6 separate regions of the Homo sapiens genome follow, and all the other regions are linked to region 2. The links are chromatin contacts, found by Hi-C or POLR2A ChIA-PET in ENCODE. All regions are on one chromosome and are shown on one strand. Each heading gives the region's core, a stretch centred on a gene start or an enhancer-like site at or near the end of the contact. The rest is flanking DNA. Distances are from core to core; before and after follow the strand shown. Region 1 overlaps EPS15L1 (epidermal growth factor receptor pathway substrate 15 like 1). Region 2 holds the start of RASAL3 (RAS protein activator like 3). Region 3 holds the start of ADGRE2 (adhesion G protein-coupled receptor E2). Region 4 holds the start of HSH2D (hematopoietic SH2 domain containing). Region 5 holds the start of KLF2 (KLF transcription factor 2). Region 6 overlaps EPS15L1 (epidermal growth factor receptor pathway substrate 15 like 1).

Region 1 (4,061 bases), core at 582-3,081, 900 kb after region 2:
GTGGCCTCAACACAGGTGGGCCCCAGCACCCTGCCCAGACTGCTTGAGGGCTTCTCCCGCTTGGGGATGACACCCCAGTCTTGTCCAGGTGGCACCTCCTTCCCCAGGAACCCCCAAACCCAGGGCTTCTTTCCTGGCTATGCCTTGTCCCTCTGCCTGGAAGGCACTCCCAACTGGAATGCCATCACAGGCAGTGGCCTTCTCAGGGAAGAAATGGCAGCCCCTTCCCCATCATGCCTGTGTTCAGCTCTGCAGCCAAGCCCTGGGGCTGGGAGTGGCCCTGGAAGACGGTGTGGGGCATGGCGGCCACCCCCCTCAGCCTGTTTCTTAATCCAAACAAAGGGCTGTGTCCCCCCAACAATTGTTCATACGTTCAAGTCCTAACCCCTGTGCCTTAGAATATAACCATACTTGAAGATAGCATATTTAAAGGGGTAACTGAGTTAAAACGAAGTCAAAGGATCAATGACTGTCTTCACTGAAAGAACTTAGGACACAGATCTACACACAGAACAGCAATGTGAAGATGCACCAGGCCAAGGAGAGGTCTCAGAAGAAACCAACCCCACTGGCGCCTTGATCTTGGACTTTGAGCCTCTAGAACTGCGGGACAATCCATGTCTGCTGTTTAGGCTGAGATAGAGCAAGTGTGAGCAGGGAGCCACCAAAGCCACCGGCAGGGGCACCCTGGGGGACAGTGTGACAGTGTCCTGCACCCCAGCCTGTGGGTTTGCAGGGGATAGGGACAGTGACCTCAGCCAGTCCCTCGAGCCCCTGCCTGCTTCTGCCCAGCTTCTCCCTCCACGGGAAAGCCCCCCCTCCCCCAGGGTCCCTCACCACTCTGCTTCCCGTGGCACTGGCCTCTGGCACGGCTGAGGGTCAGCTCTGTGAAAAGCGGGCCCAGCATACCACAAATGCCAGCCAATACTGCCCCATGTCCCTGGTGCCCTCCAGCCCAGGGCTCGGCACACAGTGGGCTTCAGGAGGTCCTGGTGAACCAGGTGCCACCTGTTACAGATTCCACGGGTCTCCAGGGACCTGGGGCCCTTTGGAGCAACACCCTGGGGAGCGAGAAGGGAATAAAGGCATCTGCCCTTCCTGGTTTGCAGGAAACAGCAATGTTACTGTGCATGCTTGGGTATTTGATTTTTCCTCGAATACCTATGTGATATGGATCAAATAGCAAGATTCTAGCAGAGGAAACAGTTAAGTGTTTCCAGGGGAGAAGCTCAAAGTCCCAGGACACGGTGTAGCCCCCTGGGACGGGCAGCAAGTCCAGGGTGGACACTGCTTGATTTCTCGAAGCCGTTCCTGCAGGGAGTGATCACCTGAGGCAGATTTGCAAGAATGTGGAGGGAGGTGTAAAGGGAGGACGCCCCAGCCAGGCCCCCAAGAGCGACTGCCACGGTACAGAAGGTTCAAATAAATCAGTCATTTTTGAGCTGCTTTTCTTCTTCTTTTCAATGAAGATCTTCCTCCCTTGGTTTGGGGGGTTTAAAAAAAAGAAATTGGTTTTTGGGAGGAGCGGTTAAGAATTCTGCCTGCTACCATTTCAAGCTGAGGTTTCTGATGCGCAAAGAGATGTTCAGAGAGATGAAAAGCTTCGTTCACACCAAGAACTGCCTGTGCCTGGTTTTGCTCTGTTGCCGAAACCGTTGTTATTTAGAAATCATGACTATGGTAATATGAAACCAGGGCACATCAACTGCTGGCCTCTTGTTTTCAGAAGGAACATCAACAACAACAACGGTTTTTTTCTCAGTTGTTAGTGTTTGTGCTTTGGTAAGAGAGGAGATTTTGGACCTGACACGTGTGAGGTCAGCCGAGTGCCCGGTCCAGCTCTCGACCTTGCTAATGACCAGACGCTTTGAGCAAAGAAAGCCCCCGGCATCACTGTAGGGCCACGGCCCTCAGCCCAAACTTCCCACTTTTGCTCAGCGATTTATTTTTAGCGGCTGTATTTTTCAAACCTTCTAGGTCTAGTTCCTGCTTTTATGTAACCACTTCTGCTAACTCCTTAATCGTTTTTTCCGATTTTGTGAGGTATAGCTTATCTCAAACGTGACAAAGTAACTTTAATCTGCCTCCAGGCCCTGAAGCAAAAGCTGCCACGCGCACCCACGCCAGGGTTTTATACTTTTTTATGGCTCCAGAAAACATGAGTAAGGAGAGAGCTTTACTGACGCGCATTTCAGAAAAGGGGATGGAAATCATGAAAACAAAACCCAAAAAAGTGGGTATAGAAACATCTGGGAATGATGGCATCAAACCAGGTGCCAGGCATCATCCTGGCACCTGGTTCGATGCCATCAATCCTAGATATTTGCAGCGGGAACTACCGGGGACCACAGCAGACGGCAGTGAATAAAGACAAATGAAATTAAAGACCCTCTTGGGTGTGCTGACTGCCTACCGCAGGGAGACTTCATTAACAGGGGGCAAGGGATACAAGACTGAAGAAAACACAAAATAGAACTTATTTTCAAACCACAGCAGTTTCAACAGTTACCCAAGCGGTGTACCGAAACCACACACAGGACTGACTTTAGCAAAAACAATATGAACCAAATGGTTTACCACAGTATGTGCTGTTAAAAAAAAAAAAAAAAAAAAAAAAAAAAACTTGGTGGCCGGCTCCACCCTGATAGAAATTTCTTTAATTCTCCTATTTCTCAAGCTTCTTCTCGAGGCTGCGCACGCCCCTAGCACCCGGGATCGGGGCTGTGATGGGGCTGGCTCTGCTGCACTAGCGTTCTTGGTCAGCAAAGTTTTTCAAGGTTCTGACTTTTCTATCTTGCTTTGCAGGAAGCCCTCCGCTTAAAAGCATCCTCAAGAGCTGGGTGCAAAGCAAAAAAAAAAAAAAAAAAACCCAAAAAACAACAAACAAACAAAAAATTGAATAGAAATATACAATTGCAAACCATAAAAACGGTGAATGCTATAAAAACCTTGGAAAGGAAACTCTCTTGGTTTAAATTTTTTGCTTAGGAGGAGCATAAAAGGTTCAGGTGAGGTATGGTCTCAATCAATCCGATTAATAAAAATATTAGTAATAAACATGAGAGTGAGAGAGAGAGAGAGTGTGTGTGTGTGTGTGTGTGTTTGATCCTGGCTAGGTTCTGTTTATACAGTTCAGTTCAGTGCTGTACTTGGAAAATGCAGTTCTGCAGATGAGAGATACATACAAAAACAAAAAGAAAACAAAAAAATACAAAACAAGGGTTTGTGGTCAGGGAAGCTGCCCACCTTCGCTATTATCCTATACAACACAGAACGATCACACAACTCTCACTCATCCTACACAACTGTGGACACACATACACAACCATCATTGATCCTACACAATGGGACACACACACACAAGCATCACTGATCCTACACAACAGTGGACGCACACATACAACCATCATTGATCCTACACAACAGGGGACACACATGCACAAGCATCATTGATCCTACACAACAGGAGATGGCTACACAACTGTCATTCATCCTGCACAATATGGACACTCACACAACTCCCATTCATCCTACACAACAGAGGATGCCCACACAATTGTCATTCATCCTGCAGAACACAGACACCCACACAACTGTCATTCACCCTACACAACAGGTGATCCCACACATCTCTCGTTCATCCTGCACAACATGCACACCCACACAACTGTTATTCATTCCACACAACAGGTGGTGCCCACACAACCATCATTCACCCTACACAACACAGGCACCCACCTGTCATTCACCCTACACAACAGGCGATCTCACAAAACCATCATTCACCCTACATAACACAGACACCCACCTAACTGTCATTCACCCTACACAACAGGTGATCCCACAAAACCATCATTCACCCTACACAACACAGACACCTATGCAACTGTCATTCACCCTACACAACAGGTGATCCCACACAACCACAACTGTCATTCATCCTACACAACACAGATGCCCATACAACTGCCAGGTTTCTGAGAGTCACGCTGCCTAGGAGAGCAGTGGCCCGGGCGGGGCACCACTCCAGCAGAGCTCATCCAAGGCCACTGACATGTCTT
Region 2 (4,259 bases), core at 749-3,248:
CCAGGAAATAGGAGGGCTGAATTAGCCCTCCCAGATTGCCTGTCTGTTCCCTTGTTTTTACCACCAGGAGCAATAAATGATAACTCCCGCTTATTAACGGATCACTTAAAATATGTTGGGCCTGGGGCCGGGCGCGGTGGCTCACGCCTGTAATCCCAGCACTTTGGGAGGCTGAGGCGGGCGGATCATGAGGTCAGGAGATCGAGACCATTCTGGTTAACACAGTGAAACCCTGTCTCTACTAGAAATACAACAATTAGCTGGGCATGGTGGCGGGTTCCTGTAGTCCCAGCTGCTCAGGAGGCTGAGGCAGGAGAATGGCGTGAACCCAGGAGGCGGAGCTTGCGGTGAGCCGAGATCGCGCCACTGCACTCCAGCCTGGGCAACAGAGCGAGACTCCATCTCAAAAAAAAAATAAAAAAAATGCTGGGCCCTAGGCTAGTGTTACATTCCTGAGCCCTAATTCTTGTGATATCCATTACTCTTCTAGATCCCCCTGTGTGACACTTAGCACCATCTGTCATTTTTTTTCTTTCTTTTTTTTTTTTTTCTTCCATTGAGATGGAGTCTCCCTCTGTCGCCCAGGCGGGAGTGCAGTAGTGCAATCTCAGCTCACTGCAACCTCCACCTCCCGGGTTCAAGCGATTATCCTGCCTCAGCCTCCTGAGTAGCTGGGAGTACAGGTATGTGCCACCATGCCTAGATACTTTTTTTTTTTTGTATTTTTAGTAGAAACAGGGTTTTGCCATGTTGGCCAGGCTGGTCTCGAACTCCTGAGCTCAGGTGATCCACCCACCTTGGCCTCCCAAAGTGCTGGGATTACAGGTGTGAGCCATCATGCCTGGCCCATCTGTCATTTTCTTGTTGATGGATTTCCTGTCAATTCCACTACACTGTGAGCTCCATGGGGCAGGGAGGGTCATCTGTCTCTTTCACTAGTGTGTCCTCAGTGCCTAAATCAGGGCCTGGCACATACAATAGAAGCTCAACAAACCTCTGCTTGAATAAATGAATGAATATGAGCAAATAAAATTATATACTCTCCAAAATGGAGATCATTATTCTCACTGAACTGATGGAGAGGCTGAGGCTTAAGGGCTCAGAACAAAGACACGGAAGCTAGAAGGTAGGAGAGTAGGAGGCAGGCTGAAGATGGATATCCAGGTAGGAAAGGATGGGCCTGAGCCATTGAAGGAGAGACCCGTTGGGGCCAAGAGCCGTTTAGCCTCTGGACAATACTATCACGGGTTTACATTCACTGTTCCTTCCTCAGATGGACCCTCTGCCCACAGGACCCCGGCAACTCCTCCTACCCTCTTTAGGGGGAAAGAGGGAACAGGGTAGCTGGGCCCCAGCGGCTTCCTGCTGGGCTTTTGCACTCCCCACAACTTCCTGTGTCTGTATGGTTGATGCTCCGGAGGCAGACAAAACCCAAGCATCCGGCTTCCCAGCCCGGCCCAAGCTCAGGGTGGGGGAACCATGTACCTGGGGCCTCCTGCTCCGGCTCCGGGTCTGGCTCCGGCGGTGGGTTCTTATGCCTCCCCCAGAGGGCCTTGGAGAGTCGAAGGCGACTGGTCCGTGACTCCTTGGGAGGCGCAGATAGGACCCGACGGAATATCGAGCGAGGGGCTGGCTGGGTGCTGACCATGGGCTCCTGGTGGCTCAGGGCCCTGCCCCAGCCAGCAAAGCGGCCCCAGCGGAACCCTCCAGCCGCCTTCTCCCCACCGCCCCCTGTGTGCCAGCGGTAGGAAGTCAGCGGAGAGGTGGCTGTGGGCTGGGTTTGGGAGGTCCGGCTTGGCGACGGTGGGTCCATGGTTGGGGGGGGGGGTCTCCTGGGGGACGAGAGAGTGACAGTAGTGCCCAGTGTCTGTCCACATACTGCCCTCATCTCGGCCCCCTCCCCACCCTCAGCTCTGCCTCCAGGAATCCCCCTGCCCCCACCTCCACTCCCTCCCTTACCTTGGTTTCCTGACCAGCCCCAGAATCAGCAGCCGTCTGCACCCCGCCTGGCTTCCTCCCTCGGAACCCAACTCCACGTGACCCTCTCTGTCCCACCCCACCCCACAGCCAGGCTGGGAGGGCACAGTGCGGGCAGGTTGCTGGAGGTTCGAGGGAGGAGAAGAGAGGAGGTGGGTTACCAGGCTTCTAGCAAGAAGGACCCAGACTGCCTCCCTGACGGGGAGGCAGCACTTGCCCCTCTCTCTGAGCCTCCGTTGCCTTCTCTGCAAAATGAGTACAGGCTGAACAAATGCTGGCGAGAATACAAAGCACCTAGAACTCTAATCCACAGTTGGCCGGAGTGTAGACCCATTCACTCATGTTGGGAAACGGTTTGGCAGGATCTACTAACACTACTAGCTGGATCTTCTCTGACTCAGCAATTCCATTGCTAGGTAGACGTCCAATAGATATGCCCCCCCAGCACAATGCATAATAGCCCCACATTGGAAGCAGCCTAAGTACCCATTAGTGGGAGAAGGAATAAATTGTGATCTCTTCGCACAGCAGAATATCATACAGCAGTGAGAACAAACTAAAGAATGATTTAACTTGGGTGAATCACAAACAATGTTGAGCCAAAACCAAAACCAAAGCCATAAAATGCCAGTAATCTGAGCTATTCAGGAGGCTGAGGGAGGAGGATCGCTTGAGGCCAGGAGTTCGAGGCTGCAGTGAGCTGTGATCATGCCTGTGAATAGGCAGTGCACTCCAGTCTGGGTGACATAGGGAGACCTCATATCTAACTTTTTTTTTTCTTTTTCCCCTCCCTGCCCTCGGGAGACCCCATCTCTAAAAAGCAATAATAAATAAATTTAAAAACCCCAAAACAATGAAGAGTATACACTTTGTGATTCCATTTACATAAAGTCCTAAAGCAGGCAAAACCATGTCTAACAAGCAGGGTATCAGTTTCTTTTGGAGGCACTGGTGGCTGGGAAGAGGGTACAAGGGGGGCTTCTGGAAGATGGCAAGATTTATTATTACTCTTATTATTATTAATTGATTTATTTATCGAGAAGGAGTTTCGCTCTGTCTCCCAGGCTGGTGTGCAGTGGCACGATCTTGGCTCACTGCAATCTCTGCCTCCCGGATTCAAGTGATTCTCCCTACTCAGCCTCCTGAGTAGCTGGGACTACAGGTATTCACCACCATGCCTGCCTAATTTTTTTGTATTTTTAGTAGAGACGGGGTTTCACCATGTTGGTCAGGCTGGTCTTGAACTCCTGACCTGAAATGATCTGCCCGCCTTGGCCTCCCAAAGTGCTGGTATTATAGGCGTAAGCCACCGTGCCCGGCCCTTATTATTATTATTATTTATAAATGAGGTCTATAAAAATAATATAGATCTCATAAAATAAAAATATAATATTTATATTACATAGTAATATAAATAATATTACATTATACATAATATGAATATTATTATTTTTTGTAGATGAGGTCTGTCATCCAGGCTGGAGTGCAGTGGTGCCATCATAGCTCTCTGTAACCTCTAACTCCTGGGCTCAAGAGATCCTCTCGCCTTAGCCTCCTGAGTAGCTGGGACTACAGCTGCATGCCACCACACCTGGCTTATTAAAAACAATTTTTTTGTTGTTGTTGAGATGAGGGTCTTGCTTTGTTGCCCAGGCTGTTCTTGAACTCCTGGCCTCAAGTGATCCTCCCACCTCAGCCCCCTAAGTAGCTGGGATAATAGGCACATGCTACCATGCCTGGCCTATTTTTTTTTTAATTGAGGTAAAATTCATATAACACAAATTTAGCATGTTCTTTTTTTTTTAATAAGATTTTTTTTTGAGACAGGGTCTTGCTCTGTTGGCCAAGCTGGAGTGCAGTGGCACAATCACAGCTCACTGCATTCTCAACCTCCTGGGCTCAAGCGATCCTCCTACCTCAGGCTCTCGAGTAGCTGGGACTACAGGTGCATGCTACCTGACTAATTTTTAACTTTTTGTTTGTTTGTTTTTTGTAGAGATGGGGCCTCACTATGTTGCCCATGCTTGTCTTGAACTCCTGGGCTCAAGCAATCCTCATGCCTCAGCCTCCCAAAGTGCTGGGAATACAGGAATAGCATCAGCCTCTGTGCCCAGAGAGACGAAGCCTTGTTCTGTCACCCAGGCAGGAGTACAGTGGCTATTCCCAGGCATGATTGTGGGTCACTGCAACCTTGAATTCCTGGGCTCAGGCAATCCTCCTGCCTCAGCCTCCTGAGTAGCTGGGACTGCAGGTGCATGCCACCATGCCTGGCTAATTTTAAT
Region 3 (3,862 bases), core at 63-2,562, 690 kb before region 2:
GGCTCACCCTGTGCCCAGAGCTTTGGCATGCCAGAGTTGGCAGAGCCTGCGTCCCAGCTGGCAGTATCTTCCCCTGCTGTTTTCCAGATGAGGAAACTGAGGCCAGGTACAGAGGCTCACGCCTGTGATCCCAGCACTCTGGGAGGGCGAGGCAGGAGGATCGCTTGAGCTCAGGAGTTTGAGACCAGCCTGGGCAACATGGCGAAGCTCGGTTTCTTTCTTTCTTTTTAAATTAATTAATTAATTAATTAATTAAATTTTTTAGACTTTAAGTTCTAGGGTACATGTGCACAACGAGCAGGTTTGATACATAGGCATACATGTGCCATGTTGGCTTGCTGCACCTATCAACTCGTCATTTACATTAGGTATTTCTCCTAATGCAATCCCTCCCCCAGGCCCCCACCCCCCGACAGGCCCCAGTGTGTGATGTTTCCCGCCCTGTGTCCAGGTGTTCTCATTGCTCAGTTCCCACCTATGAGTGAGAACATGTGGTGTTTGGTTTTCTGTTTCTGTGTTAGTTTGCTGAGAATGATGGTTTTCAGCTTCATCTGTGTCCCTGCAAAGGACATGAACTCATCCTTTTTTATAGCTGCATAGTATTCCCTGGTGTATATGTGCCACACTTTCTTAATCCAGTCTATCATTGATGGACATTTGGGTTGATTCCAGGTCTTTGCTATTGTGAATAGTACCGCAATAAACATACATGTGCATATGTCTTTATAGTAGCATGATTTATAATCCTTTGGGTATATACCCAGCAATGGGATCGCTGAGTCAAATGGTATTTCTAGTTCTGGATCCTTGAGAAATCACCACACTATCTTCCACAATGGTTGAACTAATTTACATTCCCACCAACAGTGTAAAAGCGTTCCTATTTCTCCACACCTGTGATCCCAGCACTCTGGGAGGCCGAGGCAGGAGGATCGCTTGAGCTCAGGAGTTTGAGACCAGCCTGGGCAACATGGCAAAGCTCTGTTTCTTCAAAAAGAAAAAAAATTACCTGGGCTTGGTGGCAGACGTCTGTGGTCCCAGCTGCTACTACTCAGGAGGCTGAGGCAGGAAGAATCACCCGAGCTGGGGAGTTTGAGGCTGCGGTGAGCTAAGATGGTGCCACTGCACTCCAGCTTGGGTGATAGAGTGAGACCCTGTGTCAAAAACAAAAAGAAAGAAAGAAAACTGAGGCATTACAGTGTCCACATAAAAGCCCAGGGAGGGAGAAGGGGCCCTCTTCCGATGCCAGGCAGGTGCCAAGAAGAGAAGCTTCACCGCACAGAGCAGACCCCCCGGATCTTTCTGGTCTTTCTAAGCCAGTTTCCTCCTGTGGGAAACTTATATTTCAGAGGCCCCTGGGCACTTCGTTAATCAACAGAGAATCATGTGATAGGAGGGTTCTTTCCTTTCTGGATAAATCATATGATTAGCTTGTCTCTTGAGGTACGTAATCATTTTTTAAAACGCTATATATATTTTTAAGAGATCTTACTCTGTCACCCAGGCTGGAGTGCAGGGTCACCATCACAGCTCACTGCAGCCTCAAACTTCAGGGCTCAAGGGATCCTCCTGCCTCAGCCTCCTGAGGAGCTGGGACTACAGCTGTGCACCATCACGTCTGGCTAGTTTTCTCCTTAAGTGTTTTTTTTTTTTGTAGAGACGAGATCTCGCTATCCTGCCAAGAAAATGCTATTATTTATGGAGCACTTAATTTGTACCAGGTCTGGTCCTAAGTGCTTTTTTTTTTTAATCTATATTAACTCATTTACTCCTTAAAACATCTGCAATGATGTTGTCATTCCCATTTGACAGAGGAGGAAACTGAGGCACAAGTGACTCACCCAGCTGAGACTCAGATCCACAGGCCGGCAGCCCAGCCCTGGAGTCCCTGCGATGAGCCCAGGGGAAAGTCTCCACTGGGCACTAACATGTCTTTAGCGCCTCCGTGACCCTGAGGCTTAGCAGGTGTCTGTATCCAGCCAGAATTCAAGGACTTGGTTTTGTGTTCCTCATATTTATATTTATTTTTAGGTTTCCCTACTATCTGGGGCAATGAGGAGGGTTTTTCAGTGAGGATGCCGAAATCAAGTCTCCTTGTTACATGAGTAAATTCAAGATGCAGAAGTGATGAATGCTAAGGAAAATATAGTTCAGTTGTTCAAAGGGGGAGATTGCAGCGATGGAGAAAAAAGTCACTAATGACTGAAGTCAGAGAACTATTGTCCTGGGAATAATCAAACATCCACAGTCCTAGAATTTACCCCTTCCTGTCCCGGGCTCCTGTGGGGGTGGCCTGGGCTGTGGGGGAGGGGAGTGAACACCAGCAGAAGCTGGAAGGAGAGAGGGCCAGACCAGGTCTGGAGGGATTTTGCCTTTTTTTTCTCAGAAAGCCAGAAACTCCAGCTAGAACCCCAGGGCTCAACGTCCCTTCTCTGCAGATCAGACGGGCAGGTCAGACAGCTGGCGTCTGCAGAATCTCAGGGAGGTAGTGGCACTTCCTGATGCCAGGGATTGTCCCTACACCCCTTCATGGTGATCATCGACTCTTCTTAATTTAATTTTATTTTACTGTATTTTAGAGACAGACTCTGGTGTTGCCCAGGTTGGAGTACAGTGGCGCCATCTCGACTCACTGCAACCTCCGCCTCCCGGGTTCAAGCGATTCTCCTGCCTCAGCCTCCAGAGTAGCTCGGACTACAGGTGCCCACCACCACACCTGGCTAATTTTTGTATTTTTATTTTATTTTATTTATTTGTTCATTCATTTATTTATTTTGAGACAGAGTCTCGCTCTGTCACCCAGGCTGGAGTGTGGTGATGTGATCTCAGCTCACAGCAACCTCTGCCTCCTGGGTTCAAGAGATTCTCCTGCCTCAGCCTCCCAAGTATCTGGAATTACAGGTGCAAGCCACCACGCCTGGCTAATTTTTGTATTTCTAGCAGAGATGGAGTTTCGCTATGTTGGTCAGGCTGGTCTCGAACTTCTGGCCTCAAGTGATCTGCCTGCCTTGGCATCCCAAAAGTGCTGGGATTACAGGCGTGAACCACAATGCCCGGCCTGAAACATTCTTTTTAAATTTTTATTTTATTATTATTATTATTATTTATTATTACTTTTTTCTGAGACGAAGTCTTGCTCTGTCACCCAAGCCGGAGTGCAGTGGTGCTATCTCGTCTCACTGCAATCTCTGCCTCCCGGGTTCAAGCAATTCTCCTGCCTCAGCCTCCCGAGTAGCTGGGATTATAGGCACCTGCCATCGCATCTAGATAATTTTTGTATTTTTAGTGGAGACAGGGTTTCACCATGTTGGCCAGGCTGGTCTCGAACTCCTGTCCTCAAATGATCCACGCGCCTCAGCCTCCCAAAGCGTTGGGATTACAGGCGTGAGTCACCATTCCTGGCGGCTTTCTTGAGTCTCTCCAATACTTCTCACCATCTCCCTTCTTCCCTAGCAACCATCTGCCCTCGAGCCGCATTAGGCTGTCAGCCCCCTGAGTGACTTTTGTCTTTTTCTCTGCAGAGCACCAGCACAGAGCCTGTGCTGAGTGGGGCCCTATATGGTAAACCATGCAAATTAGTAGTACTCCTGCCACTCCACTCCGCTGCCGCCCAGCTAAAGGAAGCCTCCTTCAGCCTCGCTGATCTGGTCCCTGCCGGGGTGTCTGCCTATGTTTCTCCGCCTTCTCTTTGTCCAGAAGTCTCAGTCCTGCTGACCTATTTTGCAGCTTCTGGACAACCTCTGCAATGATGGGGGGTGCGAACATGGTCCTCATTTGTCAAAAGGGGAACTGGAACCTGGGGGTTTGGGGCCCCTGGCCCCAGGTTGCTCAGCTAAGAAGTAACCCAAGATTACCTGTAATC
Region 4 (4,033 bases), core at 1,534-4,033, 680 kb after region 2:
GAAGAAAAAGAGATTAGCCACAGAGAGGTGAAGTGAGTTGCCCAAGGCAGCTCAGCCCATGAGGTCTGAGGCCCAAGCCAGAGTCTCCCCCAGGCAAACACAAAGGCCTTGCTTGAATTAAGTCACAACAAAGAGTCCTGATTCTCTCACTCCCAACTCATCTCCATGTGCTGTGCTGGAGAGTTGCCTCTCCTAGCATCTTCACATGATTAAGGAGGGCTATTATGCCCATTGCACAGATGCAGAACTGAGGCTCAGAGAGGCTGAGCAACTCACCTTAGGACACACAGCAGGTGAGTGAGAAGCAGGGCTCCACGTGTCTCCTGCTTAGACCTTGTTGACCACAGAGGGCAGACGAGGTGCTGCTGTTGCCGAGGAGGAGCAGGGGGGTGAGAGAGGCACCCAGGGTGAGCCTGGGGTTATCTAGCCCAGCTGGGCCAGGGCAATAGGCCCTTGGGGAGGCCCCCAGTAGGATCTGGGCCCTTTCTGCCTGAAAGGAGAGGAGGAAGTAGTTTTGTTTGTCTGCCTGGGGTACGAGCACACGGCCAGAGCTGGCCAATCTGTTAGGCACACAGGGCCTGCACCCAGGACCCAAGTGCTGTGTGGGACTTCCCAAAGGGCTTCAGCTTATTTAAAATCAGAAGAAAAAAAACTGAACATCCTAATAATAAATATACAATAAGGAATCCAGCCTGGACCACATCGGTCTTAATGCCAACACAGTTGTAAAATAGAATTTTAAGCTGGCACGGCGGCCCACACCTGTAATCCCAGCACTTTGGGAGGCTGAGGCGGGTGGATCACCTGAGGTCAGGAGTTTGAGACCAGCCTGGCCAACATAGTGAAACCTTGTCTCTACTAAAAATACAAACATTAGCCAGGCGTGTTGGTGGGCACCTCTAATCCCAGCTACTCAGGAGGCTGAGGCAGGAGAGTCACTTGAACCAAGGTGGGCGGATCGCTTGAGCCCCAGGAGTTTGAGACCAGCCTGGGCAACACAGCAAGATCCCATCTCCAAAAAAAATATTTTTTTAATTAGTCAGGTGTGGTGGTGTGTGCCTGTAGTCCCAGCTACTTGGGAGCCTGAGGCAGGAGGATCACTTGAGTCCAGCAGTTCAAGACTGCAGTGAGCTATGATCATACCACTGCACTCCAGCCTGAGTGACAGAGTGAAACTCTGTCTCTAAAATAGGTTAGTCAATTAATAAAAATATTTTAAAATATTTTATAATGGAGGAAGTCCTGGTGTGGACCTATGCGTGCCATGAGACCCCAGCCTGTCCAGGCTCAATTCAGTTTCAAGGCCTTTGTGCCTGCTCTTCCCTCCCCCAGCCTGGGCAATATAGCAAGACCCCATCTCTACAAAAAAATATACTCTTTCTGCACTACGCACTCCCCAAATCAAGATGATTCCTTCTCACCCTCAAATGCCCCTTCCTTCACGTCAGTTAGGTCACCTCTGTGGGTTTGTGCAACTGCTGTTCCCACTTCCTGTTTCCCCTTTGGATTTTTTTGTTTGTTTGGGGTTTTTTGTTTTTTTGTTTTGTTTTGTTTGGTTTTCGTTGGTTTTGTTTTGTTTGAGACGGAGTTACACTCTCGCTGCCCAGGCTGGAGTGCAGTGGTGAGATCTCAGCAAACCGCAACCTCCACCTCCCGGGTTCAAGCGATTCTCCTGCCTCAGCCTCCCAAATAGCTGGGATTACAGGCATGTGTCACCACGCCGGGCTAATTTTGCAGTTTTAGTAGAGACGGGATTTCTCCATGTTGGTCAGGCTGGTCGCGAACTCCTGACCTCAAATGATCTGCCCACCTTGGCCTCCCAAAGTGCTGGGATTACAGGCATGAGCCACCGCACCCAGCTGGTGTTTTTTTGTTTGTTTGTTTTGCGGGGGACAGAATTTCCCTCTGTCATCCAGGCTAAAGTGCAGTGGCGTGATCTCGGCTCACTGCAGCCTCTGCGTCCCTGGTCCAAGCGATTCTCTTGCATCAGCCTCCTGAGTAGCTGGGATTACAGGCACCCGCCACCACGCCTAATTTTTGTATTTTTAGTAGAGACAGGGTTTTACCATGTTGGCCAGCCTGGTCTCAAACTCCTGGCCTCAAATGATCCACCCGCCTCGGCCTCCCAAAGTGCTGGGATTACAGGCGTGAGCCACCGCGCCCAGTTTCTGTTCCCCCTTTGTTGCTTTTGTTTTTGTTTTGAGAAGGAGTCTCACTCCGTTGCCCAGGCTGGAGTGCAATGGTGCGATCTCTGCTCACTGCAACCTCCGCCTCCCGGGTTCAAGCAATTCTTGTGCCTCAGCCTCCTGAGTAGCTGGGATTACAGGCGTGCGCCGCCACACCCGGCTGATTTTCGTATTTTAATAGAGACGGGGTTTTGCCATGTTTGCCAGGCTGGTCTCAAACTCCTGACCTCAAGTGATCCGCCTGCCTCAGCCTGTCAAAGTGCTGGGATTGCAGGTGTGAGCCACCGCACCCGTTCCCCGTTCTCCCTTTGTAATGATGTCTCACTCCTCTTCACTGCTTGATAGATTATAGATGCCAGGAGTCAGGGGGCCTGCACCTGTCTCCGTGTCACCCCTGTGTCCTCCAAACAGCAGGCACACAGTAGGTGCTCAATAACAACTTGCTGGGGGCAAGACAGGAGCAAGCTGTCTCTGCACCTGTGGCACCAGATGCTTTGTTGGACTGCAGACAGGGTGACTTGAGCTGTCCTTGTTCCGCCCCCAGGGCTCACCTGCTTGAGGAAACAGGAACTGCCTCGGGGCAGCCAGCCCCGCCCCATTGACGTGCAGACCTTGAATCGAAACCCAGGCTCCTGCAGGCACTGGCACAGCTACAGCGAGGGCCTCGGCCATCCAAGGGTCTCCCAGGTATGTGACCCAAGAGCCTCAGCCCTCGAGGAGACAGAACGTGGGGGCTGGGCTAGGCCAGAAGGAGGGACAGGGCTAGTGGGGCCTGGGGTGGCAGGAGGGATTTTCTAGGGGCATGGGGGAGAGCTTCGTGGAGGAGGGGGTATTTGTGGTGACCACAAATGGAAAATGGAGCTGGAGTTAGGGAAAAGGGGGTCTTGGCAAGACAACAGCATGAGCAAAGGTATGGAGAGGCAAGAGAGAGAGAGCAAGGATGTCTTTAGGTCTAGAATGTGGGTAGCGGGGAAGTAGAGGAGGCTCCCAGGCCAGGGTCAGGAGCTTGAATTTGAGCATGCGGTCTTTCATCACTAGATAGCTGTTCACCAGCAAAGACCCTTGCACCCTCCTCTGTGCCAGGCCAGCACCAGGACACAGAAAAAAACAACAACACAGGAACCTAGCCCTAAGCCCTGATCCCTAGGAGGCCCTCAGGCTGGTGGAGACAGAGCAAGATAAAGACACTCTAGCTCCATGGAGTCATGGCTGGACCAGAGAGAGGAACAGGGGGGAACGTTGGGGACAGAGAGGGGTGCCAGGGTGTTGTCTGGGGGGAGATGCAGGAAAGCTGCCTGGAGGAGGGGACATTTTTACTGGGTTTTGAAGGATAAATAGGAGCTCTTCCAAGTAAAAAAAAAGAATAAGCCTGTAAACATTACCCCATGATAGGTCACAACTGGATTCATGAATATTGTATATATATCTCTATATATACACAGTGCTAGCTAAACTTTCCTAGGTAAATATCATTATTCCCAAATTAAAGACAGAAATACAGGGACAGAGAGCCATTAAGTGACTTATCTGAGGTCACACAGCGGCTAAGTGGGCGAGCTAGGGTTTGAACCCAGGCCATCTGGGTCGAATTCTAGGCTCTTTTTTTTTTTTTTTTTTTTTTTTGAGACGGAGTCTTGCTCTGTCGCCCAGGCTGGAGTGCAGTGGCTCGATCTCAGCTCACTGCAAGCTCTGCCTCCCGAGTTCACGCCATTCTCCTGCCTCAGCCTCCCAAGTAGCTGAGACTACAGGCGCCCGCCACCACACCCAGCTAATTTTTCGTATTTTTAGTAGAGACGGGGTTTCACCATGTTAGCCAGGATGGTCTCAATCTCCTGACCTCGTGATCT
Region 5 (4,408 bases), core at 1,830-4,329, 860 kb after region 2:
AATCCCTGGAACCCGGGAGGCGGAAGCTGCAGTGAGCCAAGATTGAGCCACTGCATTCCAGCCTGGGCAACAGAGCAAGACTCTGTCTCAAAAATAAACAAATAAATAAAGTACGTTAGTTAAGGGAGGTTGAAAAAAAAGAGAGAGAGAGAGACAGGCAGAGACGACGGAGCTTCACAATTGGAAATGGAAAGAAAGGAACGCTGGTCGGGGGCGCAGTGAGCGCAGAGGGGAATGTGCTTGGTGTGTTTCAGGACCCAAACAGAGACAGTGAGAGAGGAGGAAGGCAGAGAGGTACCTCAGACAAGCTGCAGGTGCCAGTGAGCAAGGCTCAGAGGCCCAGGGGACCAAGGTGCTCTCTGACAAACTAGAGGGATGCTGTGGTCAGAGGTCTTTTTTTTTTTTTTTTTCTTTTAATTAGACAGAGTCTTACTCTGTCACCCTGTCACCCAGGCTGGAGTGCAGTGGCACGGTCTCGGCTCACTGCAACCTCCACCTCCCAAGTTCAAGCGATTCTAGCCTCTTCAGTAGCTGGGATTATAGGCACACGCCACCACGCCCGGCTAATTTTTGTATTTTTAGTAGAGACAGGGTTTCACCGTGTTGACCAGGCTAGTCTCCAACTTCTAACCGCAAGTGATCTGCCCGCCTCAGCCTTCCAAAGTGCTGGGATTACAGGTGTGAGCCACTGCGCCCAGCCGACGGTCTTGGCCAAAGCAAAGGAACAAACAAACAAAAACCCTTCCCGGCAGCTGCCCAGGCATCCCATATCCTTGAGGAGAAATTCCTGATTCCCTTAATCTTTCCATCATTATCATACGGGGAAACTGAGGCCCAGAGAAAGGCAATTCAATTCCCAAAGCACACAAGCAGGCCCATCTCCCAAGCGCTGGTAGAGAATTCAGTGTCACACAAGATGTCACCTACTTCCACAACAAAGAAAAGAGCCTGTGTGAACTCACAATAGCCATTTGGGGTAAGGTACTATTCTTATCTGCATTTCGAAGATTGAGGAGGCAAGCCCAAACAGCCAAAGCCACTGGTTCAAGGTCACACAGCGCGTGCTCAGTGGCTGAGGCTGACTCGCAGCCATTTCAGTGGCAACTGCAGAAAGCAAGTTTGTATTCAACTTGAAGTCTCCGGTGACTGGGTTTGGTGGGGGCTGCAGAGGGGACCCTGCAGAGTGCATTTCTGCAGAGGCTGAGAGTCCAAGCTTCCAGGGCAGGAGCTGCCTGCATCCCTCACCACCTGGCTCCAAGTTCCTCCTTGGGATGCTCTTCCTCCCATACCCACATGGTCCCCAATGACTTTTTCACATTAGCTCACATTTCACCCCCTGGGTGAGATTCAGAATTTCCCCATTTTCTCCTTCCCACTCCCTCATCTCACACTCACTTTCTAGTCCCTTCTACTGCTCCATTTTTCTTTTTAAACCCCTATCAGTAAGGCCAGGCGCAATGGCTCACACCTGTAATCCCAGCACTTTGGGAGGCCGAGGCGGGTGGATCGCCTGAGCCCAGGACTTCAAGACCAGCCTGGGCAACATAGTGAGACCCCGTCTCTACAAAAAAATACAAAAAAAAAAATTTAGCCAGGCATGGTGGTGTGCACCTTGTAATCCCAGCTACTTGGGAGGCTAAGGCAGGAGGATCTCTTGAGCGCAGGAGTTCGAGGCTGCAGTGAGCTGTGATTGCACTACTACACTCCAGACTGGGCAACAGAGGGAGACCCTGTCTCAAAAAAACTCAAATGAATAAACCTCTATCCTTCCCTCCTTCACTAAAGTGGAGGTCCCCTAGGGCAGGGATCTTGTCTATCTCTTGGTTACTGTGTCCCCAGTGCCTACCCAGGGCTGGCAGACAGTTGTAACAGGAGTGACAGTCCCTGGCCAGCAGGGATATGGTGTGGGGGACAGAGGTGGAGCATTGAAGGGACCCATTGGGCAGCATTGTCCTCTGATGCCCCCGATGCTGGAGCTGTATTGGGGGAATGACTGTCATCACCGTCCTCTGAGTTACTTAATTCATTTATGGAAGTCAGTAAAGGAACCCAGCCTGCCTGTGCCTGCCGCAACTCCAACTTCTCCCAGCCACCTCTGCCTCAGTTTCCCTGCACTTGACGGGCTTATTGAGGTTGGGGAGGAGGGGGTGGGTGTCTCAAATGTCAAAGATTTAATGTGTCTTGATGTTACCACACAAAAGTTTTGTTTTGTTTGTTTTTTTGAGACAGTCTCCTCTGTCACCCAGGCTGGAGTGTAGTGGTGTGATTGTATCTCACTGCAGCCTCGACCTCCTGGGCTCAAGCGATCCTCCCACCTCAGCCTCCCACTACACCCAGCTAATTTTTTTTATTTTTTAAGAGATGGGGGCCACTGTGTTGCCCAGGCTGGTCTTGAACTCCTGGCCTCGAGTGATCCTCCTGTCTCAGCCTCCCAAAGCGGTGGGATTACAGATGTGACCCACTGCACCAGGTCTACACAAGGTGTTTTTTTTTACAGGGTGATGTGCACACGGTGGGTCCCTCTGGGTGGTCCCACAACAGATGAGGGGCCCAGCCTCACCCATCCATGAATCCTGGAGACTCCAGACTTCCCATCCATCCAGGGTTCTGCAGCCCTCTCTGAGGCTGGAGCCAATCTCCCCTTCCGTCAAGGGATCCGGGGAGACCGCCAAGCCCGGTGCTCCCCTGAGAGTCTCTGAGAGGCCCCGACACCGCCCCCGCTCCAGGTCCCCGGGATGCTCGCGCAGGCGGGAGCCCGGGGCGCCCGGGGGATCCCTGAGCGTCACGCCGCTGTTGTGGAGCGCGTGTTGACAACGTCGCCGGGGAGACGGGCGGGGGCGGGGCCCGGGAGAGGGGGAGGCGCGGCCCTGGCGGCGCGCGAGGGGCCGGGCTGTCAGCGCAAGGCCCAGGCCGCCGCAGTGGCCACGGCCGCTGCCGCCCGCCGGCTTATATACCGCGGCTAAATTTAGGCTGCGCCCGGAGCTCGTCCCCATCCGGGACGCGTTTCCGCCGCCGCCGCTTTGGCCCGGCCCCCGCGCGCGCCGCGCCTATAAGGCTTGGGCGGGCCCGGCCGCGGCCCACAGAGCCGTCCCCGCCCGCCCGCGCCCCGACCAGCCCGGCCTCGGGCAGCCACTCACCGGTGTCCCCGTCCGCGTCCTTTCTCCCCGGGTCCCGGCCATGGCGCTGAGTGAACCCATCCTGCCGTCCTTCTCCACTTTCGCCAGCCCGTGCCGCGAGCGCGGCCTGCAGGAGGTGAGGGCGGCGGGGACGGCGGGGCGGCCGGGACCGTGGGCGGCGGGCTCGGGGTAGTAGAACGTGGGCTGCGGGGTGACAGGACGCGAAGGCGGGGACTGCAGACTCAGGAGAGGAGGATGCGGGCCACGGGGATCGCGGACTTAGGGTGGTAAAAGGCAAGCAGCGCCCCCCGAGCCCCGCCGCCCGCTCACGCCCATTGCCCTGTCGCCCGCAGCGCTGGCCGCGCGCCGAACCCGAGTCCGGCGGCACCGACGACGACCTCAACAGCGTGCTGGACTTCATCCTGTCCATGGGGCTGGATGGCCTGGGCGCCGAGGCCGCCCCGGAGCCGCCGCCGCCGCCCCCGCCGCCTGCGTTCTATTACCCCGAACCCGGCGCGCCCCCGCCCTACAGCGCCCCCGCGGGTGGCCTGGTGTCTGAGCTGCTGCGACCCGAGCTGGATGCGCCGCTGGGGCCCGCACTGCACGGCCGCTTTCTGCTGGCGCCGCCCGGCCGCCTGGTCAAGGCCGAGCCCCCTGAAGCGGACGGCGGCGGCGGCTACGGCTGCGCCCCCGGGCTGACCCGTGGACCGCGCGGCCTCAAGCGCGAGGGCGCCCCGGGCCCGGCGGCTTCGTGCATGCGAGGTCCCGGGGGCCGCCCCCCGCCGCCGCCCGACACACCGCCGCTCAGCCCCGACGGCCCCGCGCGCCTGCCCGCGCCCGGTCCGCGCGCCTCCTTCCCGCCGCCTTTCGGTGGCCCTGGTTTCGGCGCGCCCGGGCCCGGCCTGCATTACGCGCCGCCTGCGCCCCCAGCCTTCGGTCTCTTCGACGACGCGGCCGCCGCCGCGGCAGCCCTGGGCCTGGCGCCCCCCGCCGCCCGCGGTCTCCTCACGCCGCCTGCGTCCCCGCTGGAGCTGCTGGAGGCCAAGCCAAAGCGCGGCCGCCGCTCTTGGCCCCGCAAACGCACCGCCACTCACACCTGCAGCTACGCGGGCTGCGGCAAGACCTACACCAAGAGTTCGCATCTGAAGGCGCATCTGCGCACGCACACAGGTGGGCGGCACGCACGAGCCAGGAGCGCAGGCGGGGGGACGCGGGAGGAGAGGTCGGATTCCCAGCGCGCGCCAGAAAATGAATTTAGGACCTCCCTTGGGGCGTGGCTCAGGGGGATCTGG
Region 6 (3,892 bases), core at 697-3,196, 980 kb after region 2:
AGGCGCTAATGAGCAACAAGATCCGCAACCAAGAGAAACAAGGCCTGGACTAATCCAGAAGAGTCGCTGAAGGACACAGCCCAGAGCTCCAACCTCTGCCCATCCATGCTAAAGGCTCATCCGGCTCGAACACTTGATGACCACCGGATGTCACTCTCAAAAGACCTACAGCTGAGGGAAAGCCCAGGGAGTATGGCTCAACCATTGCTCATCACCACGGGAGTCCATCTGGGTAACCTGGAACAATGACAGTGGTCAGAGGTTTTGATCTAATTACACATATGTCAGGTTTTGCATATGCAAAAGCAGAAGGGGGAAGAAAGAAGGTACAGCACCAGGCCCCAACTGCCACTTCCTCTTATGCCAGGCTTCTTCCCAGGAACAATGGACTCACACCTGCACGCTGCCCTGATATGTCATTGCGACAGAACTGAAGACACATGTTGCTAATGACATAAATCCCCAGCCCCAGGCAGTCTGTCACTGGCCCCTGTGCAGAGACCTCTTGGCCCCCAAAAGGAAGATTCACAGCTACTGGGAAAGAGCCCTCTGTATGCTGAGAGCAGCCTCTGGAGCTGCCCACCCATGTCTGACCCCAAAGTGAGCCTGGGGCCAAGCCCGAGGCAACAGCAGAGAGGGGACGCACCAGGGGATGAGGCCTGCACCGTAAGAGGCTGCAGGTGGCACCAGGATGGCCGTAGGAATGGAAGGAAGTGCAGCAGAGCTGACCCGATGTGTTCTCCTGACCCAGCCCACTGTGCTGAGAAGACGCCATCTTCGCCTCTGCAGTGTGTGAATTGTTGATGAGGTTCAGTGTAGCTTTCAGCTCGGTCTTTCAGTTGCTCTTCCTAACTCAAAATGCTAAGAGACAACATGCAAAGTTCCTGTGGCCTCCTCACTTATCCTCCAGCCCAGAAACAATTTACAAGTGGGATGACAGAGAGAGGGGCACAAGGAGAAGGACAAGTTCACATCCTTCTGCTCTGAAGGCTTTAAAACACCGCAATTCACACAAGCGCCTGTAACTGTAACCCAGGACAACAGCAGTTGAGATGGAGAAACCCAGCAGAACCACCTCGGAGGAGAAACTGTCTCAGGATTGTGTTCTAACGACTCCTAAGCAGGGTTCACCCAACTCTGATCCCCGCACGTGGCCGAGGGCAGGACGCCTCCTACATCTTCATGCCTGGCTGCCTCCTGCCCAAACTCTCACTCTCACTCTGCTAGCAAAGTACGCGCTCTTGTGCAAAACAAACCAATGATCATCAGCCTTGGTTCAAAATGACTTTTGGAAAGCAATCCATTTTCACTGTAAAATGTTCAGAGAAGTACCTATAATCCCTTGTTTCCTATCCAGTACCTCTCATCCTCCCGACAACGCTAAAGGGCAGGTAATATTACTAGTCCAGTTGACAGGTGGGGAAACTGAGTTTGCCCTACTCAGGACCACAACAGCCAATGAGCAACAGTCAGTGAAGCACCCAGGATAGGTGGTCCTGGAGTCAGACCCTCACCTACTGTGCACCCTGTAATGACAGCCCAGGTGTCACAGGGCTGTGCACCGGACCACAGGACAGCCTCATGCATATGCTGGCCTGGGAAAATGCACGTCCGTGATGACGTGCTGGAGCATTTTATTAAACAGAAGAGGTCAAAAGGCAACACTCAATTTGAGCATATAAATGGACTTGAAAGCCAGTGTTTTCGATGACCTGCCATTTCCCCAGGAAAGCTGAGACCCCATAATGGCTATGTTTTTCAATGCCACTGCCAAGTTTTGCAGGAAGTTAGGCATATAACACTGAAACACATCTCAGTCTGAGTTCCTACTTAGAAAAACATATGGATGCAAAAACATAGCCCGGAGTAGAGCTTGCTTGATAATCCTTCCATTTCTGCCTTCCCCTTAGAGGCCCCCACAGGCCTTGCACAACCATCACCCAATGTGAGCCCAGCCCTCCCAGCAGGCCGGCCCACATTCTGCGGGTGAGATAACCTGGCTCAGTCATGTGGCAAGCACGGGGCAGAACTGGGACTTGACTCAAAACATTCAAAAGGCATCAGGGAAACGCTGGGGTATGTCTAACCTTCCTGGACTGGATGGGCAGCTCTCTCCAACTGCTCCATCAGAGGTTTCTACAGCAGAGCTAAGGTAAATGTTACCAAGAGAAGGAGAAGACTTGGCAAGTGAAAAGAGAGCTTTTCCAAATCACAAGGAAAAAGACATCTCAATTAAAAATGAGCAAAGAGAGAGGCAATTCAGAAAGAAGAGATGCAGCAAAGTTAGAAAGAAAATGTTCCATCTCACTAGTAATTTAAGTATTACAGGGCCAGGCACTCTGGCTCACACCTGTAATCCCAGCACTTAGGGAGGCCAAGGTGGGTGAATCACCTGAGGTCAGGAGTTCAAGACCAGCCTGGCCAACATGATGAAACCCCATCACTACTAAAAATACAAAAATTAGCCAGGCATGGTGGCAGGTGCCTGTAATCCCAGTTACTCAGGAGGCTGAGGCAGGAGAATCACTTGAACCTGGGAGGCGGAGGCTGCAGTGAGCCGAGATCATACCACTGCACTCCAGCCTGAGCGACAGAGCAAGACTTCATCTTCGGAAAAAAAAAAAAAGGCAGAGAAGCTAAAACAATTCTGAAAAAGAATAATAAAGTGGAAAGAGTCAGTCTACCTGATTTCAAGACTGACTCTATAGCTAGAGTAGTTAAGACAGTGGAGTATTGGCAGGGGGCGGGCACAGACAGTAATGCACAGAACAGAATGTAGAATCTGAGAAACAGACACACACAGATCTGCCCAGTGGATTTCTTGACAAAGGTGCAAAAGTATTTCAGGAGGAAGGAAAGCCTTTCCACAAAGGGCACTGGAGCAATCGGCATCCATAGGAAAAACATGGGCCTCGAACTAAAAGTCTTATGCCTCGTACAAAATGTAACTCAAAGTGGATCATGAATTCAAATGTAAAACATAATCCTCAGGATCTAGGGCAAAGCAAAGAGTTCTTAGACTTGACACCAAAAGCCCGATTCACAAAAGGAAAGATTGGCAGACAAACTTTATGTTTGCACTGTGAAAGAGCCATGTAAGGCCTGGCGTGGTGGTTCATGCCTGTAATCCCAGCACTTTGGGAGGCCGAGGCAGGAGGATCACCAGAGTTTGGGAGTTCAAGACCAGTCTGACCTACATGGAGAAACCCCATCTCTACTAAAAATGTAAAATTAGCCAGGCATGGTGGCGCATGCCTGTAATCCCAGCTACTCGGGAGGCTGAGGCAGGAGAATCGCTTGAACCCGGGAGATGGAGGTTGAGGTGAGCCGAGATCACACCATTGCACCATTGCACTCCAGCCTGGGCAATAAGAGCAAAATTCCGTATTAAAAAAAAAGGGGGGGGGAGAAAGGCCGGGCGCGGTGGCTCACACCTGTAATCCCAGCACATTGGGAGGCCAAGGTAGGCGGATCACCTGGGGTCAGGAGTTCAAGACCAGCCTGGCTAACATGGCTAAAAATACAAAAAAATTAGCTGGGTGTAGTGGTGTGCACCTGTAATCCCAGCTACCCAGGAGGCTAAGCCAGGAGAACTGCTTGAACCCAGCGGGCAGAGGCTGCAGTGAGCCGAGATTGTGCCACTGCACTCTAGCCTGGGTGACAGAGCAAGACTCCGTCTCAAAAAAAAAAGCCAGATAAAAAGGTGAAAAGGCAAGCTACAGACTAGAAAGAAAGGTTTGCAAAGCACATATCCAACAAATGACTACTATCTAAAATATATACTAGAGAGCTCTCAAATTCAACAGCATAAAAAAGAAAACAATCAAATTAGAACATGGGCAAGCCAGGCATGGTGGTGCGTACCTGTAGTCCCAGCACTTTGGGAGGCCAA

What was found. A loop is a pair of places that touch in the nucleus more often than their neighbours do. ChIA-PET counts read pairs that join two places held with the same protein, here RNA polymerase II (POLR2A). Pooled maps may share reads with other maps.
Region 1: a loop to region 2 is called in a map with no recorded cell type, with 18 times the contacts of the local background. The contact joins the enhancer-like site here to the promoter of RASAL3 in region 2. A Hi-C loop is called at or near these places in 4 of 37 single-sample maps with no recorded cell type and 5 of 50 pooled maps.
Region 3: a loop to region 2 is called in a map with no recorded cell type, with 4 times the contacts of the local background. The contact joins the promoter of ADGRE2 here to the promoter of RASAL3 in region 2. A Hi-C loop is called at or near these places in 2 of 37 single-sample maps with no recorded cell type and 1 of 50 pooled maps.
Region 4: a loop to region 2 is called in a map with no recorded cell type, with 6 times the contacts of the local background. The contact joins the promoter of HSH2D here to the promoter of RASAL3 in region 2. A Hi-C loop is called at or near these places in 6 of 37 single-sample maps with no recorded cell type and 3 of 50 pooled maps. POLR2A ChIA-PET finds 5 or more read pairs at or near these places in 1 of 52 experiments (naive thymus-derived CD4-positive, alpha-beta T cell).
Region 5: a pooled map shows a loop between it and region 2 (4-fold over the local background). The contact joins the promoter of KLF2 here to the promoter of RASAL3 in region 2. A Hi-C loop is called at or near these places in 1 of 37 single-sample maps with no recorded cell type and 5 of 50 pooled maps. POLR2A ChIA-PET finds 5 or more read pairs at or near these places in 1 of 52 experiments (GM12878).
Region 6: a pooled map shows a loop between it and region 2 (20-fold over the local background). The contact joins the enhancer-like site here to the promoter of RASAL3 in region 2. A Hi-C loop is called at or near these places in 4 of 37 single-sample maps with no recorded cell type and 4 of 50 pooled maps. POLR2A ChIA-PET finds 5 or more read pairs at or near these places in 1 of 52 experiments (Panc1).

Annotation. Positions count from the first base shown.
Region 1 is chr19:16,364,905-16,368,965 of GRCh38, forward strand. All of the region lies in intron 22 of EPS15L1 (epidermal growth factor receptor pathway substrate 15 like 1), which reads right to left. Among named protein-coding and RNA genes, the nearest start is that of KLF2, 42 kb to the left of the region's middle. RefSeq lists enhancers at 1,437-1,506, 1,657-1,886. Within about 2 kb of position 1,832, at least 14 of the 41 ENCODE cell types and tissues checked have a DNase peak (open chromatin) inside an H3K27ac peak, as active enhancers do.
Region 2 is chr19:15,462,546-15,466,804 of GRCh38, forward strand. RASAL3 (RAS protein activator like 3) reads right to left here and starts at 1,999. Exons shown (of 18, transcript NM_022904.3): 1 at 1,960-1,999; 2 at 1,486-1,832. The coding sequence starts at 1,813. RefSeq lists enhancers at 1,223-1,362, 1,463-1,592, 2,233-2,342.
Region 3 is chr19:14,777,248-14,781,109 of GRCh38, forward strand. ADGRE2 (adhesion G protein-coupled receptor E2) reads right to left here and starts at 1,313. Exons shown (of 21, transcript NM_013447.4): 1 at 1,010-1,313.
Region 4 is chr19:16,140,902-16,144,934 of GRCh38, forward strand. HSH2D (hematopoietic SH2 domain containing) reads left to right here and starts at 2,784. Exons shown (of 6, transcript NM_001382417.1): 1 at 2,784-2,873. RefSeq lists enhancers at 2,077-2,126, 2,225-2,919, 2,407-2,566, 2,647-2,906, 3,047-3,126 and 2 more.
Region 5 is chr19:16,321,747-16,326,154 of GRCh38, forward strand. KLF2 (KLF transcription factor 2) reads left to right here and starts at 3,080. Exons shown (of 3, transcript NM_016270.4): 1 at 3,080-3,252; 2 at 3,470-4,286. The coding sequence starts at 3,178. It overlaps KLF2-DT (KLF2 divergent transcript), which reads right to left and starts at 2,924. Exons shown (of 2, transcript NR_186323.1): 1 at 2,561-2,924. RefSeq lists a promoter at 2,390-3,225, silencers at 2,598-3,327, 3,418-3,667, 3,698-3,747, 4,218-4,307 and enhancers at 2,875-3,647, 3,648-4,408.
Region 6 is chr19:16,445,150-16,449,041 of GRCh38, forward strand. The region is part of intron 1 of EPS15L1 (epidermal growth factor receptor pathway substrate 15 like 1); the gene reads right to left. Among named protein-coding and RNA genes, the nearest start is that of EPS15L1, 25 kb to the right of the region's middle. RefSeq lists enhancers at 1-817, 552-631, 742-801. Within about 2 kb of position 1,947, at least 32 of the 41 ENCODE cell types and tissues checked have a DNase peak (open chromatin) inside an H3K27ac peak, as active enhancers do.